Regions from separate parts of the Homo sapiens genome. Here region 1 is linked to region 2. The links are chromatin loops, found by intact Hi-C in ENCODE. Cell type or tissue: heart left ventricle. All regions are shown on one strand. Links, peaks and the distances in the headings refer to the core of each region. The heading gives the core; the rest is flanking DNA. Region 1 overlaps LOC101927025 (a long non-coding RNA gene). Region 2 overlaps LOC105370982 (a long non-coding RNA gene).

The links. Hi-C counts contacts between places; a loop is a spot of excess contacts. Peaks named below come from ENCODE experiments on the same cell type or tissue, not always from the same donor. Only the 100,000 strongest peaks of a DNase experiment are listed, where the experiment ranks them.
Region 1: a loop joins it to region 2, with 6 times the contacts of the local background. A loop is called at or near these places in 2 of 110 quality-filtered maps.

The regions. Positions count from the first base shown.
Region 1 is chr15:93,147,384-93,163,353 of GRCh38, reverse strand. The region is part of intron 4 of LOC101927025 (a long non-coding RNA gene); the gene reads right to left. Among named protein-coding and RNA genes, the nearest start is that of RGMA, 66 kb to the right of the region's middle. In heart left ventricle, for the core only: no CTCF peak of the experiment used is centred there; a DNase peak (open chromatin) is centred at 10,163.
Region 2 is chr15:93,241,752-93,257,721 of GRCh38, reverse strand. The region is part of intron 4 of LOC105370982 (a long non-coding RNA gene); the gene reads right to left. Among named protein-coding and RNA genes, the nearest start is that of RGMA, 160 kb to the right of the region's middle. RefSeq lists enhancers at 3,503-4,002, 4,003-4,504, 11,941-12,448, 12,449-12,958, 15,297-15,841. In heart left ventricle, for the core only: a CTCF peak has its summit at 6,491; no DNase peak of the experiment used is centred there; H3K27ac peaks cover 1,070 bases.

The sequences.
Region 1 (15,970 bases), core at 7,794-11,793, 97 kb after region 2:
GAAAGGTTCAAGGACAAGAGTTTTATCACCTGTTTGCCTTTTTAAAAATTATTAAAGGTCGGCCCGGCGAGGTGGCTCACACCTATAATCCCAGCACTTCCGGAGGCCGAGGCGGGCAGATCACGAGGTCAGGAGATTGAGACCATCCTGGCTAACACAGTGAAACCCCGTCTCGGTCAGGAGATCGAGACCACCCTGGCTAACACAGTGAAACCCTGTCTCTACTAAAAATACAAAAAAAAAAAAAAAGAAATTAGCCGGGCATGGTGGCGGGCGCCTGTAGTCCCAGCTACTCAGGAGGCAGAGGCAGGAGAATGGCGTGAACCCAGGAAACGGAGCTTCCAGTGAGCCGAGATCGCACCACTGCACTCCAGCCTGGGTGACAAAGCGAGATTCCGTCTCAAAGAAAGAAAAAAAAATTAAAGGTCATATGTTAATTAATAGTTTCATTTTTAGGAGAGACATTAATTGATTGACACATGTTCAAAGGCAATGTCCAGAATGTGAAATTGAAGAAGGACTTCATGAATTTTACAAGTATAATCAAAGACCACCAACAATTTTTACTTTTTCCTTCAAAAGCTAAGTGTAGTGTAGCGCCCCCCGTAGTCTAAGCTGGAGAAGAATACTAACTGCCTGTTTTTCCTTCTGTGTCAGCGAGCCCTATCTGTACTCCCCAGTTTCACCCTCCCTGAGGCTCAGCGAGTTCCTGCTTCACCCCCCTAGCTCAGCTGCAAAGTTACAAGGTTGATACAGAAACATGGTTTCCCAGGGATGTGGAACATACAGTATAGATAAATGTAAAAGACTCATCAACTGCCTTCGTTCTCGATTCTGTAAGTACACTTCCTGCATCATGTAGCTCCCGGCCACCGACTACTTAAAAGGTGGCTGCTTTCTTTGTCCGGGGCTCAGACTTTCCTGGATGCTGGTCCTACTGAGCCAGGTGATCACCTTTTAATAAAGACCTTTCCTGAACTCACTCTGTTCGGTCTCTCCTGTCTTTGATTGTCCCGCAACAAAATAACTGTGAACTAGACACCCAAGAAAGAAGAGACAGCTGAGTGTGTCTGGTGGGGAGGGGGCTGTGATGGTAAGATGACTTCAGACGTGGAGGTGCCCATGAAACAGCCACATGGAGATGCCCAGCAGGCCTTTAGCAAAGTGGTCCGAACTTTGGAACAGAGGAGTTGAGCTGAAAGCCCAGCCCTGGGGGTGATAACCAAGGAGAGAAGCATTGGCCACCACAGGATTAAGTTTAATCGCCCCTAAAACCATGTGCTAAATAAGAAGAAAGGAAAAAAACAGGTTAAAGATAGAACCCTCAGGAAAGTCCATGTTTTAGTGGCAAATAGAGACAAAATGCCAAGAAAGGATACTGAGAAAGAACAAACAGGAGATAAAGGAAGAGAGTGTTGTCAAAACAAAATAGCCACTGAGGACAAGGCCCCATGCTAAGACCTTTACAACACACACCATCTCATTCAATCCTCACAATAGACCAAGAGCTCATGCCTGGAATCCCAGCACTTTGGGAGGCTGAGTTAGGCAGATCGCTTGAGCCCAGGAGTTTGAGACCACCTTTGGCAAAATACCAAAACCCCATCTCTACAAGAAAATACAAAAATAAGACAGGCGTGGTGGCACGTGCCTATAGTCCCAGCTACTAGGGAGACTGAGGCTGGAGGATCTCTTGAGCATGGGAGGTCCAAGCTGCAGTGAACCAAGATGGTGCCACTGCACTCCAGCCTGGGCAACAGAGGGAGACCCTGTCTCAAAAATCATCATCATCATCCCCGCAACAACTCTGACAGCAAGGTAGTATTTTGGTCCCCCAATTTATCCTTCAGGAAACCACAGAAAAGAAAGGTTAGGTTACTTGTCCACAAATACACAGCTAGTAAGAGGTCAAACTAGAATTTGAAACCAAGTTGTCTGACTACAAAGACTACACGTTAACCTCCTGTTGGATTAAAGAAAAATAAGAACTAAAAATTGTGCCTTGAATCTAGCATTCATAACAAAATGCTTGGAAAAAGCCAGGTTTCGGCTCACACAGTTGAGTTGGGGGCTGTGACTCCCGCCCCCGGCAAGCATGGCGCAGGACTCAGAAGGACAGCAGGCTCCATCCATCTCCATCAGCGATTCACAGCCTCCTGCCGTCCCCAGCACAAGCGTGAAGACGGAAAATTTCTCATTATGGATTACATTATCTTCTCAATAAAGCAAAAATTGCCCCCCAATATAGATCTTCCCAGACAAGTGAGTAAATGGACGAACTAAGAAAACATGTGTCCAGTCTATTATACAGAGCAAATGAATTTGATTTTAAAATGTGGAAAGCAAAAAATTGATTGTATCACTGACATTGGTCGTTTCTCGCTCTTACCCTTAACAATCTGGTCATCCACACGACACAGTAATTCCTACACTCTCAGGAAGAGTTTTCTGACAGGCAGCAAGAGATGAGCTCTAACTCCACCCCACAAAAGAAAACCAAGCTTGAAATAACTGAGCCAAGCCATCCCACAAGAACAGTTTCCTGCCATTTGAATGAAACTCTCCTTATAGAGAATAGATGATGTTCGTTGTTTGTCCTGGACTTCGAGGGATACTTAGCTTTGCCAGTCTCCTCCAGCAGAGGAAAAATCCAGTTATGGTGAAAATCAAAACAACGATAGCCCTCCTGAGGTTGTGGTGATGGGGATTAAGAGACTGGAGAGGCCGGGTACAGTGGCTCACGCCTGTAATCCCAGCACTGCGGGAGGCCGATGCGGGTGCATCACGAGGTCAGGAGTTCAAAACCAGCCTGGCCAAGATGGTGAAACCCCGTCTCTACCAAAAATACAAAAATTAGCTGGGCACGGTGGCGGGCGCCTGTAATCCCAGTTACTCGGAAGGCTGAGGCAGGAGAATCGCTTGAACCCGGGAGGTGGAGGCTGCAGTGAGCTGAGATCACGCCACTGCACTCTAGCCTGGGTGACAGAGCAAGACTCCATCTCAAAAAGAAAAAAAAGAAAAAAAAAAAGACTGGAGAACAGCCAGGGAGGCAGGAATGGAACCTCCTCTTTTCATGGCTGTCCTCAACACTGCAGCCCTTGCCTCACTTTGCAGCCAGCTGTGGGGAGCTGGGGAAGGCTGGTCCCACCTAGGGGTTGGGATATGGAGAGGAGCCCACTGGCCCTCGGGGACTCCAGCTTTAGAGGGCTCAGCTGTATACACAGAACTCTGCATTGATTGAATGCCCAGGGGGCTTTGGTGGAGGCCTTTACAAGTATGTGCCTCGGAGGGAAGAAACCGGACACTGGGAGTGAACCACCAACTCTGCTGCGGGTGAGGGTCAGGAAAGGCCACTGAAGCCGTGACACTGAGCTGAGTCTTGACAGATAAGTGTCCCCAAGCAGATCAAGGGGACCAGGCCACATTTAGGCAGAGGGAGGCGTGGAACAAAGCCTGAATGTGGCAAACACTCGGAAACACTAGTCAGTGGTCACTCGCCAACCTCAGCATGCAGCCAAGTCACCCGTGGAACCTGATTCAAATGAAAGGGCTGGTTCTCCAGCCCAACCAAGAAAAAAATTCCAGTTCCCTAGGTCTGGAGAGGGGTTTGGGAGTATGCATGTTTAACTACCATCCCAGGTAATGTTTATGCAGGTGGTCCCCAGAAGGAGCTGAGGAACATCACTTACTGGATGTACGGGCTGGCTCCCAAAGGAAGAAGGCGGAGGCATGAAATAAGCAAAGAGAGATAAACAGGACCTTTTATTCCTGGAGGCTGAGAGAACAGGGGACAGACTGCCTTTTAGAAAGACCACTCTGAACAGTGGCAGCCTCTCCCACCAAAATATCAGCCCTTGGGGGTCTGTTTTTGCTGCCACTGTCTTGCTACCTGAGTGTTCAGCACATAGTGGGTACACAGAAATTATTTCTGGAATGAATGAATGAGTGAGTGAATGGATGTTCTTTGTTTTGGTTTTTTTTTTTTTTGAGACGGAGTCTCGCTCTGTTGCCCAGGCTGGAGTGCAGTGGCGCGATCTCGGCTCACTGCAAGCTCTGCCTCCCGGGTTCGCGCCATTCTCTTGCCTCAGCCTCCCGAGTAGCTGGGACTACAGGTGCCCGCCACCACGCCCGGTAATTTCTTGTATTTTTTTAGTAGAGATGTGGTTTCATCATGTTAGCCAGGGTGGTCTTGATCTCCTGACCTCGTGATCCAGCCGCCTCAGCCTCTCAAAGTGCTGGGATTACAGGCGTGAGCAACCGCGCCCGGCCAAGTGAGTGAATGGATGAATAAATCAGTGAATAGTGGCAGGATAGAGGATGGAAGAAGGGTGGGGGGCTCTTACTGCAGCCCTGAGTGTAGGTAAGGACCTTTCTACGCCAGGGGAATGGGGCTAGAAAGAAGAGGCAGAATTTGCCATCATCTGGTATATTCGAGGCCATACAGGCCTCACAGTGCTTCTTGGAGGTGTTTCTGTATTTCTGACATGTTCAGAAATGTCTACAAGACTAAAGCAGTCGTGAGATATAATCAGGATTGAAATGTATTCCAAAGCTTGTCCCCCGCCCTGCCCCAGCCCTGGGAAATATTATTCTTCAAGCACAGACAGCTGGGCAGTGGGATGCGGACTCCGCATTCTCCAGACCAGAACACACCCAGGCCAGGTGGACACATTTGCGGCTCCTTCCAGCCAGAGGTTTCATTCTGGGTTTGGCAGTCATTTTGGGGTTTCTGTGTCCTAGAGATGTTGAACTCTGTACTTAATCTAGGTTTAATAGGCAGCTATTATGTTAAATAGAGACCAGCTGAACTGATTATTTAAGACATAGTTATGGTCATTTAACAACTATGTGGTTTGACTGCTACATCTCAAGAAAGGTTTTCCAGCCCCTGGCTATGATTACCATTTTGGTAACTGTCCTCACCTAGCCGCTGCTTGCCTGAGGGCCCGGAAGCTCCCCACTCTGCCTCTTTCCCTGGTCCCCTGACTGGTCTCTTTGCCGAGTGTCGGAGCGTCCATGGAGGTCAGGGAACTGGAGCTGAGGCTACGCATGGCTGTGCAGGAGGGCGTGGCCCTGCAGGCAGGGTGCCTGCCAAGCACCTGTCCACAAGGCTCTGGATTTGTCTCTCAATGGGAGCCTGGCTTTGCTGGAGAGCTCAGAAGCCACAGCTGAGCCCAGGAGGGGACGAAGTCACTTGGAACCCCTCTAGAAGAAAAGAGTCTGTGTGTAAGAAAGAAACTGGAAGAAAACTATAGGGGTACAAATTCGCTAGAAGTTTCCCTAGTGCAAGGTTACTTAAAGGAACATTGGACCAGTGCTGCTGCGACCTGTTCTAACTGGCCCACAAATTGAGGATAAGAATTCAGGAACTTGCATAGCACTTTCAAATTGCCACAGTACCTAAGCATCCCATCAACGTGCCCAGCTCATTGAACAGGGTGTAGACCAGTTTGCGCATTGAACTCCCAGCAGAGGCCCTCCTAGCTGCAACTAGTCATGTGTGAGGACCATAGAACTGTCCACCAAGGACTGGAAGTGTTAAAGCTGGTCTTCGAGCTCAGATGCTTTAAGAACCACGGCTTGGGTCGGGGGAGGGGGGAGGGATAGAATTAGGAGAAATACCTAATGTAAATGACGAGCGAATGGGTGCAGCACACCAACATGGTACATGTATACATATGTAACAAACCTGCACGTTGTGCACATGTACTCTAGAACTTAAAGTATAAAAAAAAAAAAAAAAAAAACACCACGGCTTGAGTGCAGGATCTCTCACCTCATTTGTTTCCCCACCCGGCCTGTGCCCTTTGAGCACATAGCAGGACTTTTTAAATCTTCCTTATGTACGTTTAGAAATGCTTATAATGGGCCGGGCGCGGTGGCTCATGCCTGTAATCCCAGCACTTTGGGAGGCCAAGGTGGGTAGATCACGATCGGGAGATAGAGACCATCCTGGCTAACACGGTGAAACCCTGTCTCTACTAAAAATACAAAAAATTGGCCGGATGTGGTGGCGGGCCCCTGTAGTCCCAGCTACTCAGGAGGCTGAGGCAGGAGAATGGCGTGAACCCAGAAGGCGGAGCTTGCAGTGAGCCGAGATCGCACCATTGCACTCCAGCCTGGGCGACAGAGCAAGACTCTGTCTCAAAAAAAAAAAAAAAGAAATGCTTATAATCGGCCAGGCACAGTGGCTCACACCTGTAATGCCAGCACTTTGGGAGGCTGAGGTGGGCAGAGCAACTGAGGTCAGGAGTTCAAGACCAGCCTGGCCAACATTGTGAAACCCCATCTCTACTAAAAATACAAAATCTCTACTAAAAATACGAAAAATACAAGCACTGATCTGAAGCACTTGTACTTTTATATTAAATCACTTAGACCTATGAGGTGGATATACTTCTAATCCCATTGTGCAGATGATAAAACCAAAACAGAGAAAAGTTAAGTAACTTGCCTAAGTCAATATAACTAGCTGGTAAATGGTGGGTCTAGGGTGCAAACCTAGCTAGTCCGGCTCCAGAGTTTGCCCAGAGTCAGTTGGTCACACTCTGTACTTCTCAACATCCTATTTGTGCCACAATGCCTTTCTTTATTGTTCAAGCCTGCTCTAAATGAATGTTCTTTACTTGCAGCCCAAAACATTCTAATTAATATGTGGTATCAATAAATATTCATAATTTGCCCTCTCATTCCCTATTATCTGTTTTATCTACTTTCTCTCACTAAAAGATCGTATCATTTTCTTTTTTAGATCTTGAGTCCATAATCAGTCCTGTCTAGATGCTTTGTGTGCCCATCCAGAGCAGTTGTTCTCAACAAGGGCAGAAACTCATAACAAGGGACATACTAGAAATGTGGGAGTTTTTTCATTGTCATAATGATGAAAGAAGGTGTATTAGACCATTCCTGCATTGCTATAAAGAAATACCTAAGACTAGCCAGGCGCGGTGGCTCACGCCTGTAATCCCAGCACTTTGGGAGGCCGAGGAGGGCGGATCACGAGGTCAGGAGATTGAGACCATCCTGGCTAACATAGTGAAACCCCGTCTCTACTAAAAATACAAAAAAAATTAGCCAGGCATGGTGGTGGGCGCCTGTAGTCCCAGCTACTCGAGAGGCTGAGACAGGAGGATTGCGTGAACCTGGGAAACGGAGCTTGCAGTGAGCCGAGATTGCGCCACTGCACTCCAGCCTGGGAGACAGAGCGAGACTCCGTCTCAAAAAAAAAAAAAAAAAAGAAATACCTAAGACTAGGTAATTTATAGAGAAAAGAATTTTAATTGGCTCATGGTTCTGCAGGCTGTACAGGAATCATATTAGCTTCTGCTTCTGGGGAGACTTCAGGAAGCTTCCAGTCATGGTGGAAGGCAAAGGGGGAGCTTTCTTCTCACATGGCTGGAGCAGGAGCAAGAGAGAGAGATGGGGGAGACGCCACACCCTTCTAAACGACCAGATTCCGTGAGAACTCACTCACTGTTGCGGAGAATAGCACAGAGGAGATGGTGCTAAGCCATTCATGAGAAATCCACCCTCATGGTCCAATCACCTCCCACCAGGCCCCACCTACAACACTGGGGATGACAACTGAACATGAGGTTTGGATGGGGACACAGATCCAAACCATATCAGGGCCACAGGGCTAATGGCATTTAGCGGCCAGGAGACAGAGATGTCACATGTCTTCATGGACAAACTGTTCTGCACAACTTTCAAGTGTACTTACAGACATGACACGGGTTAAAAATAATTGCTTATAGGCCAGGTGTGGTGGCTCATGCCTGTAATCCCAGCACTCCAGGAGGCCAAGGCAAGCAGATCATCTGAGGTCAGAAGTTCGAGACCAGCCTGGCCAACATGGTGAAACCTCATCTCTACTAAAAATACAAAAAATTAGCTGGGTGTAAGCAGCAGAAATTAATTTTTCACAACTCTAGAGGCTGGGAAGTCCAAGATCAAGGCACCGGCAAACTCAGTGTCTTGTGGGGTTTAGGGTCAGCTTTCTGGTTCATAGATGGTGTCTTCTTGCTGCATCCTCATGTAGTAGAAGGGGTAAGGCAGCTCCCTGGAGCCTCTTTCATAAGGCACTAATCTCATTCATGACGGCTATTGCCCTTGTGACCTAATCACCTTCCAAAGGCCCCACTGCCTAATACCATTACTTTGGGGATTAGTTTCAACATGTGAATTTGGGGGAGATGCAAGCATTCAGTCCACAGCTGTCTTTCTCCTTGTAGGCACATCTTGGTCACCTTTATATCCCCAGCCCCTCGAATGTGGCCTGGCTCACCAGTGTTTATAGAATGATTTGCTCCCTCAGGAAGACACATAATTTGAAGATGCTCCACCTACATGGCTTTCCTATTCTGTACATTAACAATGTATGACTTCTTTGTTTATCCAGGATGTCGTATATTCCTTCCCTAGAAGTAGCTTCAGCTTGGGAATTATGAGTCAGCTGTGCCTTTATAAAACAACCCAGGAAACCCGGACAGTAGAAGGAGTGATGAGAAACTGCAGGGAGGAGGCAACACTCTTCGTAGCCTACTCAGATTGGTTCCTTAGAGATTTTCTGACATAGGACTGGAAGTTTTGTGTGACTGTGAGCTTTTCCACTTAGGGACTACGCATTGCTGTTTCCTGTAGGACTTTGCTTATTGGAATTTCAGGATTCACTCGGAATACACAGAAAGCAGATTCTTCCTTTTGTGCACACACCACCACGAGAATCCTTCTTGGAGCTCGGCTGGGAGAACCCCCTGGTTTCCAGTGTGGCCCAGCCCTGTGACCGGTGTGTCAAGTGCCCCCGCTCCATAAGGCCGACTTTATACCCTTGGAGGAAGCTGGAATATCTCTAAGAATTAAAATAAAAAAACCTGGAGCGAATGACAGAGGGAAAGGGGCAGATCTGAATATGTCTGCTTCCAAAACAGAGGGCACAAGGAGGAGATGACTTCCTCCTGAGCTCTTTAAATTATATTTTACAGTCAGAAATTCATTTTTAATCCTGACTCAGTGCATAAACACACATATTGTGATGGTCAGTTTTATGTGTCAACATGGCTGGGCTACTGCCCAGCCATTTGGTCAAACACTACGCTGGGTGTAGCTGGGAAGGTATTCTGGAGATGTGATATAAAGTCTATAGTGAGTTGACTTTCAGTAAAGAAGATTATCCTAGATAATATGGGCAGGCCTGGTGGAATCAGTTGAAAGGTCTTAAGAGCAGAATAGAGGCTTCCCTGAAATAGAAGAAATTCTCCCTGGGGATAGCATCAACTTGTGCTGGAAAGTTTCTGCTGCCCTTCCTTCCTGCCCTGTGGACTTTGGACTTGACTGGCCAATCCCAGAATAAGGCAAGCCAATTCCTTGCTGTAAATTTTTTTGGAGATGCACACATACATATTTTTTAAGATAGAAAGAGTTTTAGGCTGGGCATGCTGGCTCACACCTTTAATCCCAGTACTTTGGGAGGCCGACACAGGCGGATCACTTGAGGTCAGGAGTTCAAGACCAGCCTGGCCAACATGGTGAAACCCCATCTATACTAAAAATACAAAAATCAGCCAGGCATGGTAGCACACACCTGTAATCCCAGCTACTTGGGAGGCTGAGGCAGAAGAATCGTTTGAACCCGGGAGGTGGAGGTTGCAGTGAGCCGAGATCATGCCACTGCACTCCAGCCTGGGCAACAGAGAGAGACTCCACCTCAAAAAAAAAAAAAAGTTTTATATATGATTATTTATTCATTTATATTTCCTACTGGTTCTGTTTCCCTGGTGGAACCTTAACTGATACACATACAACTAGCAAAAGATGCTCCAGACAATATTAACCTTTCCTATGTACAACAAACTTCTATATAGTCAATGCGGCACAGTCCTCTAAATCAGTTTTTTTCCCTAGTAAAGGGTTATCAGCTGCAGTTTAAAAAGCATACAGTGATAGTGAAACTTCTCACACACACTCCACTGGGAGGTCTGAGCATGAAACAAGTCTGCATGGACACCCTTCTAAGTGGAATCCTTGCGGGACAGCGCACCCCGACTGTACCTAATGGCCCTGCCCATGTGCTGCTGAGCAAGTGTTTCTAGGCCAGATCCTGGAGGAATTTGGACGACTGCCCTCAGAAGAGGGGGAGAGGAAGGGTGTCAGAGCAGTAACCCCGGGGTCCTCCAAGAGACACAGAGAGGAAGGTGGAGGCATTGATGGGCTCCCCAGGAGGCCAGAGCACTGGAGGACAGGCTGTTCCTTTCCAGGAGCAGAGAACAAGCCAAGAAAACTCTTGGCAGAAACCCAGCTGGAGACAGCATCATGGAGCAATGGGACAAGGTTTTGGCAGTGAGAACAATGTGGTTTTCATCGTTTTGAGACAGTAACTCAAAAGGACCTCACCTGCTGGGTTGATGGACTCAGGGCAAGCAACTTCGGTGGATCGCATGCACCCACAATGGGGGTGACTATCCTAAGAACATTTATGGGAAAAGAAAGCTGATGGCTTTAGTTTACCATGAGCTCAATCTGAACCAATCATGTTTTTTTTTTAAAAAAAAGGAAAAAAAACCTCTCATTAAATACCACGAATAACAAAAACCTATTGTATCACCAGGTTCAATTGCAAATAGCATGAAACACTCTACCTAGTTTACACAGAAAAGGACTTAATACAGTGACCTACGTCCTTGCAAAGCTGATGGAATGGCTGTAGAGTAGGCTCAGAGCTAAGCTTCCAGGAATGACTCCCAAATGACAAGCTGCTGCCTTGGTCCTGATTGAGAAGCCAGGTAATGAGGAGGTCGCTGTCTCACCTGCTGGCACCAGGGCCACCAGACAGCCTGCTCTAACTCCCTCACCTCCCCACTGCTGGGACCTCTGCTGCGGTTGTCACAGGAAAACCCAACACTTCCTCGAGCACACAGAAGCAGTGGAAACAGTGTCACTTAATGCTGTTCACCCTCTCCTTCCACATCTCATGAGACACGTCTTCTTGGGGGAAGCCAGGCCACAGACTAGAGACAAAGATGCAAGGGATTGTGGGAAGTGGAGGCTGCAGTCTCCAGTGGGGAGCACGGCAGGTCTCTCTGCAGGATGTGTCCCACCCCCTCTTCCCACTTGCACACCTAGGAACACAGAGAAAGCAAGCAAACCAGCCAAAACACCCAGACACTCATAGCACTGAAAGTTTGGTACTCACAGCTGACCTGCTAAAATCTTGGAATAAATGTAAGAAACCACTTTATTTTTATCCCTGAACCTTTTCTCTACCCACCTGCTCATCACCAGCATAGAGTTTAATGCCTTTAAAGGAAGACTGCCTAGGTTTGAATCCTGGTCTCGCCATTTATAGCTGTGTGACCTTGAAAAAATTATTAACCTCGCTGTGCCTCGGTTCCTTTTCTGGGGGAAAGAAAAGTGAACTGCATAGAAAAAAAAAGATAATTTCACCGACCTACATAAGTGAGTTAATACATACAAAACTCTTAGCATGGTGCCCAGCATGTAGTAACACTAATTGTTAGCTATCGCTGTGACAAATTCTATGCCCATTCAAGACTGGAACTCACAGTCACTAAAGGGCAGGAATTAATGTCAGACTGGTATGAGAAGGTGGTGGCAACAATATTAGCATTGCCATGCAAAGGACACACATACCTGTATCATGAGACAGCGTAGATTGGTGGTTAGCAGAGGCTGGAAGGGGAGGAGGAAGGAGGCATGAAGGGAGAGAAAGAATATGAATGTATTAGTCACCACTGAACTGTAGGCTTAAAAATGGTAAAGACGGTAAATTTTTAAAAAAAATTATAAAAAAATTATTTGGGATTATGTTGCATTTACAAACCAATCTGGTACAAATCATATCTTTATATGAGTCATCCTCATTTTTTAAAAAAGTTGGGTTTATGGGGAAAACTTATGAGCAGAGAAGTGGGAGAGCACATGGAATCCTGTGAACTGTCATTGTCCCCAGCTCAGGCCAGCTGTGGCTGGACTGAAGGCCCCACGGCCAAAGCTTCAGGCAAGAAGAAAACGTCCCCGTTAAGCTGCACATTTTATGAGGCCATGGGGCAGCTACAGACACATGATTATGTAACAAATGAAGCTCTTGACCAGGATAGAAGAGGCAGCCCTAAAATTTAAAGGTTGGCACCAGCCGGTTCTGCCAATGATCTAACTCGGACCTGCTGAGCCAGCCCATGACTCTGCTGCCGAAAGGGAGAAGGAAGTAAGCTGTCTGCCTCTCAGCCCGTTCCCTGGCTCGTGGGGGATATTAACTACAAGTTCCTCCATAGGCTCCTGCTGACACCAGGATTAATGGTTTCCAAAGCATTCCATCACATCCGGGAGGGAGGTGCCGATAGGGCCCCCTCACTTATGTCGGATGGAAGGTGGACATGTCTAACATCATGAGCAGTTTGGGCAGAGCATATTCATAAGTGGAAAAAGAAGAGTTATTCATACATCCCCTCTGCCCTTTAACCTCTTCCCCCGGGACAGACATGTCCACATCTTTCCAGCTGAGGTCTCTCTCCCCCCTGTGGGGCTGAGCCAGATAGTCTCTCCTTTCTCCAGGGTGAGGACTTCCACAAGGATCCAGGTGCCAGCATTTGTCATGGTAAGTGATGTTGGGGGCAGAAGAGGGGGCTAGAAAACAACTCAAAGCAAAGTCAGGATCCAAGTTCATGTCTATTCAGAAATCCTCAATCTGAGCACTATGAACCAGCACATGACATAACATGAATTTCCATCAATCCAGAGAACAAAGTGTGTACAAAAAGGAGAGAGAGAGAGAGAAGGAAATGGTTTTATTTATTTATTTATTGAGATGGAGTCTTGCTTTGTTGCCCAGGCTGGAGTGTAGTGCCGTGATCTCGGCTCACTGCAACCCCCGCCTCCCGGGTTCCAGCGATTCTCCTGCGTCAGCCTCCTAAGCAGCTGGTATTACAGGGGCCTGCCACCATGCCTGACTAATTTTTGTAGAGATGGGGTTTTGCCATGTTGGCCAGGCTGTTCTCGAACTCCTGACCTCAAGTGATCCACCCACCTTGGCCTCCCAAAGTGCTAGGATTATAGGCGTGAGCCACCGCGCCCAACAAAATGATTCCTCTTTCAATATGTCCAGCTCAAAAGAAAGGAGAGGAGTAGACTGCTGCTCCTCATGTTCTCTTTGTTCCCCATCTCTGCCTCCTGGGTGCCAAGGAGCTCAGACAGACAGACAGACAGACAGGCAGACAGGGCGAGGCTATGCAGAACTCATAAATAGCTGAAGCCAGTCTGACCAGCAAGCCCTGTATAAGTTGTCACTGGAGACACAAATTACTAAGTTTGTCTCAAAGAGAAGCACAAAGGCTAGGCACAGTGGCTCACACCTGTAATCCCAGCACTTTGGGAGGCCGAGGCGGTCAGATCACCTGAGGTCAGGAGTTGGAGACCAGCCTGGCCGATAGGGCGAAACCCCATCTCTACTAAAAATACAAAAATTAGCCAGGTGTGGTGGCGCACCTGTAACCCCAGCTACTTGGGAGGCTGAGGCAGGAGAATTGCTTGAACCCGGGAGGCAAGGGTTGCAGCGAGCTGAGATCGCGCCACTGCACTCCAGCCTGGGCAACAGAGTGAGACTCTGTCTCAAAAAAAAAAAAAAAAAAAAGGAGAGAAGCACAAAAATTTGTGTTGACTAACAGGAATGAAAGAAAGCAAACCAGGTTTAAAGAACTGCCTCCCCTGAAAAAGGCTTTTGAGTCAGATTGTTGCCACAGCACATTCTTTCAAATGTTCATGGAACAGATTATTCTCATATTATAAAAACTGTTCCAAAGTGTGGAAAAAGATGGAATACAATCCAGTCTATTTTATCAATCTAGCGCAGTACTAATAACAAAACATTAAAAAGGACATAGCAAAAAAAAGAATAAATCCATCTCAATAACAGGCTACAAAGATCCTAATTAAATTCTAATTAAGTCCTAGCACTCTGAATTTGATGGCTCCCCAAAAGACACTGACAGCTTTAATGAGACACAGTGGGCTGCATGGGCTCCTGCCATTTGCCACAGCGAGAATGCATGTGTTTCCTCTGGGCGCAACGACACCTGTGAGGGTGGCTGGGATCTTTCCCTAGGTGGCAGCCCACTGGGCAGGGAAACCCCAGCAGCAGGAGGACAGATCTGAGGCTATAGGAGAGTTGTCAAGAGAGTCAAAAAATCACTTGGCTCTTGTAAATAATGCTGCAATCAACGTGGGAGTGTAGATATCTATGATTTGATACTGATTTCAATTCCTTTGGATATATACCCAGAAGTGGGGTTGCTGGATCCTATGGTAGTTCTGGTTTTTTGAGGAACCTCCATACTCTTTTCCATAGTGGCTTTACTAATTTACATTCCCACCAACAGTGGGCAAGGGTTCCCGTTTCTCCACATCCTCAACAACACTTATCTTTTGTCTTTAGATAAAAGAATCAACCTAAGTGTCCATCAGAGGACTGGATTTTTAAAATGTGGTATATATTCACAATGGAATACTATTCAGCCATTAAAAAGAAGAACGTTTTGTCATTTGCAACAACATGGATGAAACTGGAGGATATTATGCAAAGTAAAATAAGCCAGGCAAAGAAGGACAAATACTGCATGATGTCACTGATATGTGGAATGTGAAAAAGTTGAACTCATAGAAGTAGAGAGTATAATGCTTACCAGGGGCTGGAGGGGCAGGGTGGGAACGGGGAGATGTTGGTCAAAGAGTACAAAGTTTCCGTTAGACAGAAGGGGCTTTAGAGATGGATTGCACAGCAGGGTGACTATAGTTAATGATATGGTTTGGCTGTGTCCCCACCCAAATCTCGTCTTGAATTGTAGCTCCCACAATTCCCATATGTTGTGGGAGGGAGCTGGTGGGAGGTCATTGAATCATGGGGGCAGGTCTTTCCTGTGAGTCTCATGAGATCTGATGGTTTTATAAAGGAGAGTTTCCCTGCACGAGCCCTCTTCTCTTGTCTTCCACCATGTGAGACGTGCCTTTCACCTTCCGCCATAATTGTGAGGCCTCCCCAGTCACGTGGAACTATGAGTCCCTTAAACCTCTTTCTTTTGTAAATTGCCCAGTCTCAAGTATGTCTTTATCAGCAGCATGAAAACAGACTAATACAGTTAATCATGTGTTGTAAATTTCAAAATTGCCCAAATAGTAGATTTTAAATGTTCTTACCACATTGATGTGATGGATATGTTCATTAGTATGATTTAATTATTCCACAATGTATACAGGTACCAAAACATCACTTATAACCCACAAATACGTATAATTATTATTAAAAATAATTTTTTACATAAAGGTCCTGCAGAACTAGAACTTTATCTAGAATATTGGGGAATGGCACCTGGGGAGCTCTGCAGCTCTCCTCAACTAACCCATTTAGCCCTATGTGCCTCACGAGATCCCCAACCTTCGCAGGCCTGGCACACAGGGGGCTCCGACACCCAGGGAGAAAAGAAGGTGACAGCATCGAGGGAACACAGGAAAGTCCTCACTCTTCCCTCCCTGCTGTGGCCCCAACATGCTGGAGGGGCTGCCTTCCAGGGAGGGGTTGGCCAGCGGGCCTGTCTTCCAGGCCAGAGGTCCCAGATCCAGTCTCTGCAGAGGAGGGCGAGGAGGTGCGGTTTAAATTGAGTTTGAGACTGAAGCATTGCACTGGGCTGAATTTGAATAACTCAGGGGACCTGGAGTGCTACAGGACTGGGATGCCGTTGCAGGTTCAGCAACCTGGCGGACAGCACTGCCCAATGAACTGGGTGTATTTTTCTTCTTTGAATTTTATTACCCAATTTTCTCCAAGCATATATTACTTTTATAAATACAGGCAGGCACGGTGGCTCATGCCTGTAATCTCAACATTTTGGGAGGCCAAGACGGGTGGATCACCTGAGGTCTGGAGTTCCAGACCTGCCTGGCCAACATGGCGAAACTCTGTCTC
Region 2 (15,970 bases), core at 4,760-8,759:
TGTACAAGGCGTTCATCAGGCAATGTGATACATGCAGTTATTAGATGTTTGTATGTGATGAAGTAGTGAGGAGAAGAGAATGATGATTGACTATCTCAACAATCAGGCAAGGTATAACCAAGGGGAAAATACTGAGAAAGGTTTTGAAGGATAAATAGGAGTTTGCCAACCTTAAGCTAAGGTAGGACACCTGAGAATTCCTTTGTCTCCAGAAGTCTTTAAATATGGATCTATATGATGGACTCCAACATTGAAATTCATTCTTCTGGAAGATCCCTGAGAATAGCGCTTTTCAGACATTAATGTGCACACAAATCATATGGGAATCTTGTTAAATGATTCTGGTTCAGAAAATCTGGGCTAAGTCCTAAGAATTTGCACTTCTAATAAATTCTCAAGTGATGCTGATGCTGCTGGGCTACAAACCACAAGTCAAGTATCCAGGCCTAAGCAGCAGTTCTCTAGCTGTTCGTAGTCTCACTACACCCCCCACGAAGGAGATTCATTTTACAGCATTTAAGAACCGAGTCTTGAGTTAAGAGATCTGTCCCATACTACATGGTTAAGAAGTAGCAGAGCTGGGGCTGGGCGCGGTGGCTCACTCCTGTAATCCCAGCACATTGGGAGGCCAAGGCGGGCGGGTCACGAGGTCAGGAGATCGAAACCATCCTGGCTAACACAGTGAAACCCCGTCTCTACTAAAAATACAAAAAAATTAGCCGGGCGTGGTGGTGGGCGCCTGTAGTCCCAGCTACTCAGGAGGCTGAGGCAGGAGAATGGCGTGAACCTGGGAGGCGGAGCTTGCAGTGAGCCAAGATCGCGCCACTGCACTCCAACCTGGGCGACAGAGCGAGACTCCGTCTCAAAAATAAAAAATAAAAGAAAAATAAAAGAAGTGGCAGAGCTGGGATTTGAACCCAGGTCTGCCTGATTCAGGGCCACAGGGTCTCAAGCACTGTTCTCTTTACAAAAGAATGAACCTCTAATCCCCCAAACCAGAGTCTGATGTGAGACTAGCTGGCATAACGAAGCAATTCCCTCCTGAAGATCCTAGAGTCTAGCACGCGGAGAGGCCCAAGTTCCACCTGCACTGACCAAGCACAGCCAGGTTCAGGGACTTTAAAAAACCAATTCAAATCCATGACTTTTCCTACCAGAAGAAACTGTCATTTGGCCTCTTTCATGTAGCAGTGGGCCATGCAGTCCTTGGACAACAGAGCAATCAGGTACAGAGGGAGAAAACAGAGCATGGCCCATGAGGGCTGTTCTGGCCCTGCCAGGCGCAGTGGCTCATGCCTGTAATCCCAGCACTTTGGGAGGCTGAGGTGGGTAGATCACCAGAGGTCAGGAGTTTGAGACTCACCTGGCCCCATCTTTACTAAAAGTACAAAAATTAGCTGGGCGTGGTGGCACTTGCCTGTAATCCCAGCTACTCGGGAGGCTGAGGCGGGAGAATCGCTTGAACTGGGGAGGCAGAAGTTGCAGTGAGCTGAGATCATGCCACTGCACTCCAGCCTGGGGAAGAGTGAGACTCTGTCTCAAAAAAAAAAAAAAAAAAAAAAAAAATCCTGGCCATATGCAGAGCCAACTACATTACTTGCAGAGTTTGATGCGAAATGAAAATGCAAAACCCTTTGTTCAAAAAAAAAGCAGGGAAAGAGTTCTTCCTTTCTCTACAGTCTCTCTCTCAAGCTGTCATGGTATTTTTATTTGCTATTTAATGGTGTGCCCCCTCGGGCATGGGATTCACCTGTGTGGCAGGTGCAGTCCCTCATAGTTGCCCAGGGCCTGCCTCATGGCTCTGTGCATGGGGCATGCCTGCCAGGCTGGCATCCTGATCCAGGGCCCCTGAAGATGGGGGTGGCAGCAGTTGCCAGGAGGGAGTGAGGAAGCAAAACCCTTACAGGGTAAGTGGGGAGGTGCAAAATAGGGCGGCAGGCCCAGGCAGGAGTCGAGGCTCCAAGCCTGCTGCATGCTCCATTGTCCCATGGGACTTTGCTTACAAAACACACACTCAAAAATAAAATTACTAAGAATTTCAAGATGGTGAGCATAGGGCATTACACCTGGAGTGTGGAGTCCTACGTGACTACACTGGTAACATACCCACAAGGCCCTGCCCTACCTTGGTTTAGAGACACCTAGCCTTGAGCAGGTGGCTTGACCTTTCCAAGCCTCAGTTTCCTCATCTGCAGATAAGCATGAAAATACCTACTTCGGCCAGGCATCGTGGCTCACACTTGTAATCTCAGCACTTTGGGAGGCCAAGGTGGGCGGATCATGAGGTCAGGAGATCGAGACCATCCTGGCTAACATGGTGAAACCCCATCTCTACTAAAAATACAAAAAATTAGCCAGGCATGCTGGCGGGTGCCTGTAGTCCCAGCTACTCGGGAGGCTGAGGCAGGAGAATGTCGTGAACCCGGGAGGTGGAGCTTGCAGTGAGCCGATATCACGCCACTGCACTCTAGCCTGGGCGACAGAGCGAGACTCTGTCTCAAAAAAAAAAAAAACACAAAACCCTACTTCAGGTGACTGTGAGATTTCAGGAGATAACAGGGAAGTAGTGAGATGAAAGACCAGTGGATTTTTCTGTATCTAGTCCTTGGCACAATGACACGTGTTCCCCTGCACAGGACTCATTTGCAGCTCATCCTGACTGTGCACCTCCCCACAGGGGCCTGGCAGCCCTGGAGCTGGTCTACAACCTATTCAGGGAGATGAGCCCCTGATCACATCTTCAGAGGTCTGGCAATATCGAGATGCTATGGAAATTCCTAAGCACTCTATCTCCGTACTTCTCCTGCCAACCCATTAACAAATAGCTCTCAGGAAGCACTGGTCCATGGAACATACTTAGAGGAGCACCGACGTAAAGTGTCTCCGACACTCCAAAAGTGATGGGGATTCTTGCATTTCTTTGGCCAGAGCTGCCTTCAGGAGAGTGGTTCTCAACTGCACATAGAAGCCCCCTGAGAAGCCACAAGCATCCCCACGCCCCTGCCTCCCCCACCTCCAACAGCTAAATCAGAGTGTCTGGGGAAGAGGAAGCCAGTCCTTAGTAGTGTCTAAAGTTCCCCCAGGTGATCCCAATATGAGCCCGGGCAACAGAGCACCACTGATGATGATGTATGAGGGCTGCGCATCATCCCTCCTGGGGATGCTATTATCACCCGCTTTGACAGGACAGAAAACAAAGAGAGAAGTAAGTGGCTTTCCAGGACCATGCAGTTAGATGTGTGCACCACCCTGGCCCTCACTTTGCAAAGCAGCAATAGCCTCCCCTGGGAGCTTGTTAGAATTGAATCTTAAATGGTTTAATAAAATTATTTGACCCTCCCCATCATCCACAAAAATGTCAATATCCAGAGAAGTGCCCCCTTTTGCTCAGCTGTTCTACTGCTCTGTGACATCCAAGAGTGTCTCAGAACAGAAGCCGGCATCTGAGGCAGAAAGCCCTGGGTGTGTCAGCGGCCCCCCAGCTGCCCAGCTGTTGACAGTCTCCCCCGTGTTCTAACCCCAGGTTCCCCGGTCTGTTCCAGCTGTAGCCAGTAACAGCACCTACGCCTCTTCAGGAGGCCATGGGCACAAGGAGGAAAGCTCTCTGTTCAGCTGACTTCAATGACCATCAGCAGCCACTGACCCAACAGCCATGAAAAGCACTCCAGCCATTAAGTATCAAACCCAGCCAGGGACTAAGAGTTTCCCCATCTCTCCTGGCAAGAGGCTGTTCCCGCATTTCTTGTGACAGATGTGGCTCTTACTTTGATCCCACTCTCCAAAAAGGACTGTGGACCTTCTCCAAGCCCTTTGTTCCCAGAGGGGGTTAGCAAGGAATCCGCGGAGCTGCTGTGGGAAGCTATCTGGGCATAATCCCTTGTGGAAAAGGCAGCTGGCCCTCCAGCTGGGCCCAGGTGGTGAGGATGCAGGCCTGAGATGGGCTGGGGTGAACTCTGCACAGCCAGATGAACCTCCTGTTCTGCAGGCCTTCAGTGCAGCCCCTCAGGAGCCAAAGCCTCCACTCTCCCAGCCCCATGGAGACGGCGCAAGGGCTCACCACTTCTCACCCGGGACTTTTTCCCTTTTGACAATATGAACCAGCTGGTGTGAGGGATCCCAGTGCAGCAGGGCACACGGCATATGTAGGTCCCCCACCGCATGGAGACTTTGGTGCTCCGGATGGCAAGGGCTACACCACGGCTTCTCAAACTTCTTTGTGCACGCCAGTCACTGGAGCTCTCGTTCTAATGCAGAATTGGATTCAGGAGGTGGAGGGGAGGGGGCTGAGATTCTGCATTTCTAACAAGCTTCTAGATGATTCCAGACTACTAGTCCATGGACCACACTTTGAATATGGAGGGCTCAGGTTTGAATTCTTCTCTGGACCATTCATGACTGCATGGCCTTGAGAAAGGTATTTAACTCTCAGAACCTCTGTTTCCTCTTCCTCAAGATGGAGCAATAATCAGCATCTACCCTATAGAGTGCAAGGCAGCCAAGCTCCTGAGTGGGTGAAGGGCGGGGCTGGAGTTTAATCCCAGGCAATGCCTTCAGCAAAGCGAGAGAAAGACCCCCTGTAAGGAACCAACATTATTCTTTCCCCAGGTGATGGGGCAGGTGGGTTTAGAATCAAGCAGACCTGAACGCACTCTGAGTCTGAAGCCACTCCTCTGTAACTTATGGACAACAAAACTTATGTAAGTTTTGTTGCTGGGAAGAGGAAGGAAGGAAGGAAGGAAAGGGTGGGAGGACTTTAAGTCAACTGCTTAGCACAGGACTGAGCACTCAAATGTTTGTTTCCTTTTCCTATGTTAGCTTCCTGTTTTTCTGTTGGTTTTCCATTTTTATCTCTCCAGAGAAAATGCAACCATTAATCCAACAGGGTCAACTAGGAGTTTCTGAGGATTATCATTCAATGACCATGAGCATGAATGCTTGTCTCCAAATCACACTTACTAGTAAGGATCCTTTCATTACTAGTGATAGAAACCCCCACTCTCACTTCAGGATATTATGGCTCCCTTAAGTGAACACTCCATCGGGGTTCAGGCACAGCTGGATCTAGGTACCTAAGTGATAGTGTCAGGGATGTGTCTCCATCTTTTTGTTCTGCTTTCCTTAGCATTGGCCTCATTCCCAGATAGGCTCTCTGAGTGTGGTAACAAAGATGACCTCCAGCAGCTCCAGGTTGGCTGACCTGGCATAAAAAGATCCTCTTTGCCAAACAATCCACAAAGAGTTCCAGGACTAATTCTTATCGGCCCACGCAAAGTGATGTGTCTGTCCTAAGTAACCTGCTCAGCTCTGTGTGACATGTCCATCCTGGAAGCGGGGTGGGAGCCCGTATGGTAGACGCACCTGACAGTGATGACTTGAGCATACCCTGAGAATGACCCTGCATGGCAGATGCACCTGAATGTTTGTTAGTGTTCCAAGGATCCTAAGGAATGGGAGGGGCCAACCCTTATCCATTCCTTAGCTACGAGAAACCTCTGAGCCCCCAGCCTGACGCATGGAACGTAAAGGGCCCGTGCAGGACATTGAGGCCCTTTGTTTTGAGTTAAACGAGGGTTGCCAGGTGGAGATTGTTACAGGGAGGGTGCTAGGTGAAAATGCTGTACAAACCACATGCTTTTGGAAGCAGTTGTGGTTCTCCTGCCCAGCCCACCACCACTGGACCACTGTGTATGTAAGCTTCCTGCTAATAAAACCCCATGTCTCATTTGAGGACTCTGGGTCTCTTCCTCATCCTCCTGAACCTAATGCCTTCCCTACCGAAGTTAATAGGAGCCCAGCACAACAGAGACTAGCCCCCGGATCATTTTGACAGGGTAAATGGGAGGTATATTAATTTGCTAGGGCTGCCATAACAAATACCACAAACTGGAGGACTTAAACAACAGAAATGCATCTTCTCCCAGTCCTGGAGGCCAGAAGCCCAACATCAAGGTGTCCAAAGAGTTGGTTCCTGCTGGAGGTTCTGAGGCAGAGCCCGTTCCAGGCCTCTCTCCTAGCTCCTGGAGGCGCTGACAATCCCGATCCTCCGTGTTCTTTCCCTTCCAGTTATTTCATTCCAGTCTCTGCCTCTCCTTCCTTCTCTGTGTCTTCTCATGGTAACACCAGTCCTTGAACTTAGGACCCCCCCTAATCCAGGATGACCTCATCCTAGCTATATCCACAAAGACTCTTATTTCCAAATAAAGTCACATGCTGAGCTTCCGAGTAGACATGAATTGGGGTGGGGAGGGAGGCATTATTCAACCCGGTATAGGTGGTGAACCAGAAGAAAAATTGAGTATGGATACCAGAAAAAAGAAAGTATGGATGCTTGGCAGGCAAAATATAAAGCCAACAGATGTCCACAATACCACATAAGTCACCCATCATCAAACTGTCAAAATCGAAGAGATCTTAAGCAAATCTGTTGTCCCGCTACCTAGTAACAACTGTGTCTAGTTAACTCCACAAGGAAAATCCCACAGGGGACGCAGTTCCACAGCAACCAGGAATCTCTCTTCGATGGGAGTGTTTTTTAGAAGCTGAGCTAAATTTGTAACTGGAATTCTCTTCAAGTTAACTTACCGCCTGCCCCCTGTGCTGACTTCACATATGTCCAAAATACTGAGAGCTCTAGCCCTCCAGGGAATTCGACTTCCGGCCCACAGAGTGTAGCCACATCTAAAAATGTCAGGATGCTTCGTGAAGGCAAAGTCAACTATTTCTGCATCTCCATCCTCAGGAAACCTATCCTCCTACTTGGCTCAATGGGCCTGTCTTCTCAGAATTATCATCACTAAGACAGTTAGAGATTTTACTTTTTTTTTTTCTCACTTGTAGAAGAAAATTCAAATTTCAGTTTCTTGTGGGGAAAAAAATGTAGAAGAATATAAGCCAAACTCTTACCAGCGGTTATCTCTGGAAGGTGAAAAAAAGAGAGTTCCAATGGAGTATAAGTTATGTTTGAAATAAGAAAAATACATACAGACACTTTTAAATTAAAAATAGCTGCTATTAGTTCTGTTAAACCCATTAACGGACTTTATGCTGTAGTGCTAACAGCCATTGACATGATACACAAGTAGCAAAATTTCTCCCCTAACAATGACAAAAACAAAATCTAAGCACAACAAAAGCAGTGAAAACAGAAAAGTCCATGTGAAAAAAATCCAAGGCAAACGACATTTATCATTTCAATTTCCTTAAAGGAGCAATGATTTTCCATTTGATGTAGTGATAATTCCTGGGGACCTGAGACCTTGGACAAGGGTTAAGAGTCCAAGGGGTGAGTCACACTTCCCAGCTGTGTGACCCTAGGCAAGTCACTTTGCCCCTATGGGCTCAGCTTCCTCATTTTCTAAAAATATCCCCACGAACTCATTTATATAGTCATTGTAACAATCAAATTGATCCACCTATGGGAAGGAGCTTTGAAAACATGATAAACATTATATGGGATTATTAAAAAAATTCTTAATTATTTAAGCATATGTGGCATCCTTCCAGACCCCAATAAAGTACATAAACAAAGGTAGTCCTTTCCCTCAAAATGATGGCTTTTGTTTAACCTCAGTGCCAAAGGCTAAAATCTTCATACTCCTCAGTCTGAGAGCTGTAACCATGCAAGGTTTTACTCTTATTATTTATTTATTGTCTTCAAGCTCCATCCCCTCACTCCCTTTCCCCTCCCCAGATTCAAGCTCCATCCCCTCACTCCCTTTCCCCTCCCCCTGCCTCTGGGCAACCTTCATTCTCTTTAATAGAGTGCTTTTTGCACATATTCCTTAAAAGCTGTATATATTTGTATGGGTGTATCTCTAATCTATGTAAATGGCATAGATAATTCATTTTGCTTCCTAGAGTTCTCACTAACACTGCGTTGTTGAGATCCAGCGATGTCGCTGTTGGCTGGCTGATCTGTTTCCTGTAATTGATGCGTCAAACTTCATGTGCATCCACAGCACTTTGTCAGCCTCATCTCTTAGCTGAGAGAGAATTCCATACTTCTACAAATGACACAGCAAAGAACATCTTTGTTCGAGGATCCGGGTTGATGTAGCCTCTTTGGGTAGGCAATACTCAATTCGCATGCTCTCCAATCCAGTCTCCTCGTAGCAGTGAGGGGAGGCTCCTGGATCTCCCACCACACTTGGCACTATCCAGCTTTCTAATAAAGATATAGTCTAACAGATGTAAAGTGGTAGCTTGTGGCTGTTTAATTTTCATCTGATTACTAAGATATTAAGCACCTCATCATGTGTTTATTATTTGAGATGGGAGGTTTTTCTGCTAAAAATTGCCTCATTCTATCCTTTTCCCATTTTGTTAGAAGTTGCCATCTTTTTTTCCTGTGGATTTGAGGATTTTCCTGAGTAAAGACCTTCTCCCATTTCTGTCATCTATTATAAACTCTGTCCAGGGACTGGACCAGAAATCCTTAATATCAATGTAAGCAAATCCACCTCTTTTCTGCCTTATGGTTTGGCTCTTCCTATTAGCACCACCTAGTAAGCAAAACTCGCCTTGTGGCTTAAGCTCTCCTGTTGCCCTAAAGATGGAATGCAAGCACCTCACACTGATACACAGGGCCCTTTTAATCCCAACCTTGCCTGCCTCTTTTCTGTTACCAAAGTCCACTCTTCCATCCACAACTCTGCCTTGCATGTACTGTCGCTGTTCTCACTTTTTTTTTTTTTTTGAGATGGAGTCTCGCTCTGTTGTCCAGGCTGGAGTGCAGTGGCGCGATCTCGGCTCACTGCAAGCTCCGCCTCCCGGGTCCACGCCATTCTCCTGCCTCAGCCTTCCCAGTAGCTGGGACTACAGGCACCCGCCACCACGCCCGGCTAATTTTTTGTATTTTTAGTAGAGACGGGGTTTCACTGTGTTAGCCAGGATGGTCTTGATCTCCTGACCTCGTGATCTGCCTGCCTTGGCCTCCCAAAGTGCTGGGATTACAGGCGTGAGCCACCACACCCGGCCCTCTCACTTTTAAGATTCCCTTGTTTCTCTTCTTCAGCCTGTAAATGTGAAGATTCTTTCAAGTGTCACTTCGCTTGTGAGTATTTGGGGTGTCTTTTTTTTTTTTCTTAGAGTCTTGCTCTGTCACCCAGGCTGGAGTGTAGTGGCTCGATCTTGGCTCACTGCAACCTCCGCCTCCTGGGTTCAAGCGATTCTCCTGCCTCAGCCTCCCAAGTAACTGGGATTCCAGGTGCACACCACTATACCCGGCTAATTTTTGTATTTTTAGTAGAGACGGGGTTTCACCATGTTGGCCAGGCTGGCCTTGAACTCCTGACCTCAGGTGATCCACCAGCCTTGGCCTCCCAAAGTGCTGGGATTACAGGCATGAGCCACCGTGCCCGGCTTGGGGTGTCTTTTCAACTCAGTACAGCATTGATATTTGCACATTTAACCAATGTGGTTTCTACTTTGGGAAATAAATCCTCATGGCCCAGAACATGTTACTGTTATTATATCACTAAGTAGTGCCTAGTTAGAAGAAGAGATACTCACCTGTTCATGTTACAGGTGCAGAAGCTAAGCCTTCATCAATGCCAGTGCCAGACACACATTAAAGGCGGCAAAACATTTTGTTCAGTCTACTGCCTTAGAGGAAAGAGACTCCAATATAACTGAGCTCAAATCCAGCTAGGACAAAGGTATGGAGGTTTCTAAAGGGAGAACAGAGAGGGAACTAAAAGGGATTATGGGGAAGTGAAAGGAGGGAATAAAAAAAAAACAGACTAGAGGGGCTATGGGGAAATGGAAAATTACATAAAGGGGGATGGGTGGAAAATTACTAAAAATTATTTGGCAAGACAACAGTATCTGTTGGGCAATAGAGATTCTGCAGCTTGACAGCATTGCAATTTTTTGAGCCCAAACGCAGCACCAGGCTGGGGTCAGTAGCCCTCAGAATCACGGCGAGTGCAGGTGGAAGCCAGGATAAAGTTAAGACAAGCCTCCCAGTGTGGCGTTCAGGCAACTGCTTTGTGCCACGTGGGACATGCTTAGGTAACCTGCATGTGGCTGAACGATCGACCGGTGTCAAAGCCTAGGTTTAAACACAAGTCGGCCTGACCACAATGTCTGAAGTCAACCCCCGTGTTACTTAGGTCGGCATTTGTAATGTTGCTGAGGTGTGGCGTGAGCCCCATGGAAGGCTTGTGAGCGGGAGGGAGTCATTTCACTAGTGAGGCTGCCCCACCGCCCTCAGCTTCATGGTTACCTCTGGTCCTGAGGTAACAGGAAGTCTTGTGAAGAAGAGCACTTTGTAGAAATTTGCCAGTTGAGACTCCAAAAAAACAGCCTGGTGAAATAGGTGAGTGATTACTTTGAGATGGAAGAATATGCAAGAACTACTTGCTTCTTGATGGGAATGTAATTTAGGAAAAAGGCAAAACATTCATTTCACAAACATGGAAACTTTCGTAAGTTTCTGGAAGTTTCTAGAAGTCCTCTCAACCTTCACTGAGATACAGTGAACTCTTTGAATGGGTTTTGGCAAAAAAGAAAGAAAAGCAAGTGTCATTGTTTCCATATGAACATCAGCCGTGAGACACTCCATTGTAAGGCACACTTTCAGCAAAAAGAGACATTAGCAACACTCCTCTCTGTGGCAGAGAACAACAGGTTGTAAAACTTAAGTCCCCCTCAGAGTCTAATTTAGATAATTATAGTTTGCCTCCTAGGACTCTCCCTGAGGATCCAGCTGGCTTTGGCTGTCATCATTACTGCTATTCTTCTAAATTACTGGGCAGGGCAGGATGACGAGGCTGCGCCTGACGCAGGGAGAGCCTAGGAGGAAAGGTGTTCCTCCATCAGCGGCTCGTCCCTGTCTGACAAAAACCATTATTTTGTACAGAGCACAACGCACCCACACTCGGTGTAACAGAAGCAGAAAAATCAGCAAGGGTTTTATGTGGTTTTTCCTGTCGCTCGGCCTTTCCAAAATGAGACAGACCTCCTGCACTCTCCTGGAACCTTACATGCTCCTTCGCAATAGACCTGATTCAGGAACACCAGCTGAGCTGACTCGGAAGCCACATCACATAGAAGCTAAGAACACCTTGTCAAAGCCCGACTGTGTGGGTTCCTATCCTGGTTCTGCCACTCTGGGGTGTGTGATGTGGACCAAACTCTTCTCCCTTCGTGTGCCAGAGAGTCCTCGTCTGTGACATGGGGATAATAGCAATGCCTTCCTCACGGGAGTCACGAGGAGCAACTGAATTCACCGCACACAGAGGAGAGCCTGGCCCCTTGCAAACACGCTCCACAGCGTCTGCTCCTACCAGTCCCTCAGAATCAGGTCATGAGTCTCTCTGAGCCGGGCTGCGGCCAGCGGTGTGCAGTTATCACAAATGACGACAGCAGCAGGTACACGTATGCTGCTGTGAACACAGGAGATGTTATGAAGAGTAGCAAGTCCCTGGGATGTGGAGAAAAGACTGGGCTGCAGGATCCAGAAAAGGACGTGTCCCATGCCTGTAAGAGTCTCAGGCCACATGCCTCCCCCTTTTATGCCTCCATTTCCCCATCTGAAAAATGTTCCAATTGAAATACATCATTTCTTAACTCTCACACTTCCATCCTAAGACTTCCATCCACTGCCTGGGCCTGGCTGAGATGTCCTTGCAGTCAGCTTTATAGTCATCCCAACGTGTGCTGTTGGTATCTAGGTTGGAAATAAATTGCCTGGAATAAAGACTTGATTGTGAAACCTAGGAAGGAGCCACTGAGAGACCTCCCAGAGTGTTGCTGAGATTCGAGACAGGACGGGGATGAAGGGAGTGGATTCCTCAGGCTGTCTGACAACAGACAGAGAGAGGAAAAGCATGTGCCAGAATGCTTTTCATAAATCAAGAGCAGAAGGGCCATTCAGAGACCCCCTCGGGGACCTGACATCATCCTTGCCATAACCCCAGGTGGCTGCAAAATACCGAGTCTTTTGGTCTCTTAGAGATAGACAGGCTGAGGGGCCACCCAAGAGCATGCTTCTGACCTATTTGTCCTCAGCGCTGGAAGACTCAATGCTGTTGTCTCTGCTGGCCCCCATGACAACCAGATTAGACAATCAATCTAACCGTCAGTGAAATCTACTCATTATTGGATTCTGCCCAGCCTTCCTTGGATGGGAGTTGCAGCCTGATAGCAAAAAGAAATGAACTAGACCTGAGAAGGACAGGGCCAAGGCCAAGATGAACCCAGGGAGCCGGCGTCCAAGTTGGAAGAGGAAGGTGTGCGTACTTTGAGTTCAAGGGCGGGCGTCCAAGGCTGCCCAGATTCCGCACGCATCTGCACCCTGCCTTTCAGTTAACACAGCGGAGAGAGTGAGGCAAACACCTCCAGACAGTACCCTCCAGCATAGAGAGGAGCCTCCTTACAATGGGAATGGGCAGCTCCGAGCCCCTGCTGTCCAGGGCAGGAGCTCTGGGTACAGAAGCCATCAAGACCTGCACAACCACAGAGAGAAGCCACCAGATCCCCACCGCCACCCCGCAGGCAGTGTGGGGGCTGCGCCTAGTGCTGCCTCAGCCGGATCTCCTCTGCCCCACTCGGCGCAAGAAGAGAACCCACAGGTGTGGGAGGAGAGGGCCGCAGACCCACCCCTCCCAACACCAGACTCAGCTCAGTGCCCTCTGGCACCTAGAAAAGTGCCCAGCATACACTGGCCATGCAGCAAATAGTGGCAAGGAAGGGCAGATTCCAACATCCTGGTCCTCTGCGTGGTCTTGGACAACAGGCTTTACCTCTCTGAGTCTCAGTCCCCGCTCTAAAAACTGTCATGATGATGATAATATCTGCCCGAGTGTAAGAAGAGACGGAATGGCAAATGCATGGAAAACCACTCAGGCGACTGGAAACACTCCACAAAGCAAAGGATTAAAGATTAGAAAACTGTCTCCTCCACATGCGAACCTGAGGACCTTAAGTTAAGGGAAATAAGCCAAGCACAGAAACACAAACACCGCGTGATCTCACTTACATGTGGAATCTAAAAAGCTGAAGGCATGAAAGTACAGCGCAGGATGGTGGTTACGAGGGGCTGCCGGGAGGGAGAGGTTTGGAGAGATGTTGGTTAAAGGGTACAAAATTTCTATTAGGAATAATAAAAATAAAATTTCTATTAGGAATAATAAAAATAAAATTTCTATTAGGAATAATAAAAATAAAATTTCTATTAGGAGCAAAAAGTTCAACAGTTCTATTGCACAACATGGTGACTATATTAATAACAACGTATTTTACTCCTGAAAATTGCTAAGAGAGTAGATATTAAGTCTCACCATAAAAATATGATGTGCATGTGAGGTAATGCCTATCTTAAGGGGCTCAGTGGAGCCACTCCACAATGTATACATATTTTAAAGCAACATGTATGCAATAAACATATACAATTTTTTGTCAACTAAAACATTTTTTAAAAAAGAAAATTATCTCCTCATTCCTCTCAAATATGCCCAGATAATATTCTGTGGCCAAACAAGTAAAATTCTGTTTCCTCACTTTCATCTCTTAAACTGACCACAATCTGGGCTCATCATCATCATTATTATTATTATTATTTTTGGAGACAGAATCTCACTCTGTTGCCCAGGCTGGAGTGCAGTGGCGCTATCTCGGTTCACTGCAACCTCTGCCTCTCAGGTTCAAGCAATTCTCGTGCCTCAGCCTCCTGAGTAGCTGGGATTACAAGTGCCCACAACTACACCTGACTAATTTGGCTAATTTTTTATATTTTAGTAGAGACAGGGTTTCACCATGTTGCCCAGGCTGGTCTCAAACTCCTGACCTCCGGTGATCCACCCACCTCAGCCTCCCAAAGGGTTGGGATTACAGGCGTTAGCCACTGCGCCTGGCCTGGGCTAATAATTAACATACACACATCTCAGACAAACACGCACTCAGACACACACACACACACACACACACACACACACACATTCTCTCTCTCTCCCTCTCTTTGCCACCTCGCTCACACACACACACACACACAATTCTCTCTCTCCATCTCTTTGCCACCTTGCACACACACACACACACACACATTCTCTCTCCCTATCTCTTTGCCACCTCGCTCACACGCACACACACACACATTCTCTCTCTCCCTATCTTTGCCACGTCGCTCACACACACACACACACACACACACATTCTCTCTCTCTCTCCGTCTCTATCTCTTTGCCACCACACACACACACACACATTCTCTCTCTCCCTCTCTCTTTGCCACCTCGCTCACACACACACACACACACACATTCTCTCTCTCTCCATCTCTTTGCCACCTTGCTCACACACACACACACATTCTCTATCTCTTTGCCACCTCACTCACACACACACACACATTCTCTCTCTCCATCTCTTTGCCACCTCGCTCTCACACACACACACACACATTCTCTCTCTCCCTATCTCTTTGCCACCTCGCTCACACACACACACACACACTCTCCCTTTCTCTTTGCCACCTCGCTCACACACACACACACACATTCTCTCTCTCCCTTTCTCTTTGCCACCTCGCTCACACACACACACACCCATTCTCTCTCTCCCTTTCTCTTTGCCACCTCACTCACACACACACACACACACACACATTCTCTCTCCCTCTCTTTCTATCTCTTTGCCACCTCACACACACAAACACACACACATTCTCTCCCTCTCTCTTTGCCACCTCGCTCACACATACACACATTCTCTCTCCCTCTCTGCCACCTCGCTCACACACACACACACACATTCTCTCCCTCTTTCTATCTCTTTGCCACCTCGCTCACACACACACACACACACACACTCTCTCTCTCCCTTTCTATCTCTTTGCCACCTCGCTCACACACACACACACACACATTCTCTCTCTCTCCCTATCTCTTTGCCACCTCGCTCACACACACACACACACTCTCTCTCTCTCCCTATCTCTTTGCCACCTCGCTCACACACACACACACACACACACACATTCTCTCTCTCTCCCTATCTCTTTGCCACCTCGCTCACACACACACACACACACACATTCTCTCTCTCTCTCTTTCTCTTTGCCACCTCGCTCACACACACACACACACACACACACACAATTCTCTCTCTCTCCCTCTCTCTCTATCTCTTTGCCACCTCGCTCTGGTCGCTCCCCAGGATTCTATCGCAGTCAATGGCACCAGCATCCATTTGGTCCATGAGGCAGCACCCAGGGGCTCATGACTGACACTGTTTCCCACTCCCTGCCCGAATTTCAAATCTTGAGTCCATTCTACCCCCGGCAGGGCTTCCCAACCCCTTCTCCCACCCTGGCCTTGGACTCCGTCCTCTTGCCTGGAGTATTCCAGTTGCCTCCAAGCAGGCCCTGGCATCTGCTCCTGCCCGGCACCTCCATTCTCCCAGCTCTGATCAGGGTGATCTTTCTGGATGGCACCTCTGACCCTGTCACTTCTTCAAAGTCCTCCTGCCATTCAGCATCAAGAAGGGCCTGGCCAACTTGGCCCCCCCTACCCTTCCTCCTGGGCCTCTTCCCCAAATACTGCCCCCTCTGCTTTCCTGACTCTGTGGAATGAGCCTTTGTTCAGACCTTCAAAGACACAGGCTCCTCTTGCCTCAGGGGTTTGCAGACACTCTTCTCTCTGGCAGGAACCTGCTGGTCCTCCCTGCTCCACCTGGGAAGCCTTATTCTTCCCTCCGATTTCCATGCAAATGTTTTCCCCCCGGGGGATCTTTCTCTAACCACAGCCCTATCCCCACCCCATACTTGCCCAACCCTGGGGAGGAACCGCTCTTTTGGCCCCCTTTGGCATTTACCCACAGTTTTTAATTATACATTTGGGTGATTTTTCTTACCTAGGTCTCCACCCCCAGAAGAAAACCCCGGGAGGCGGAACTGCCTCAATTCTCTTCACCTCTGTAACTTAGAGCGCGGCCGGGAGCTTGCTAGGCAATGATGGCTGCAGTAACCCCT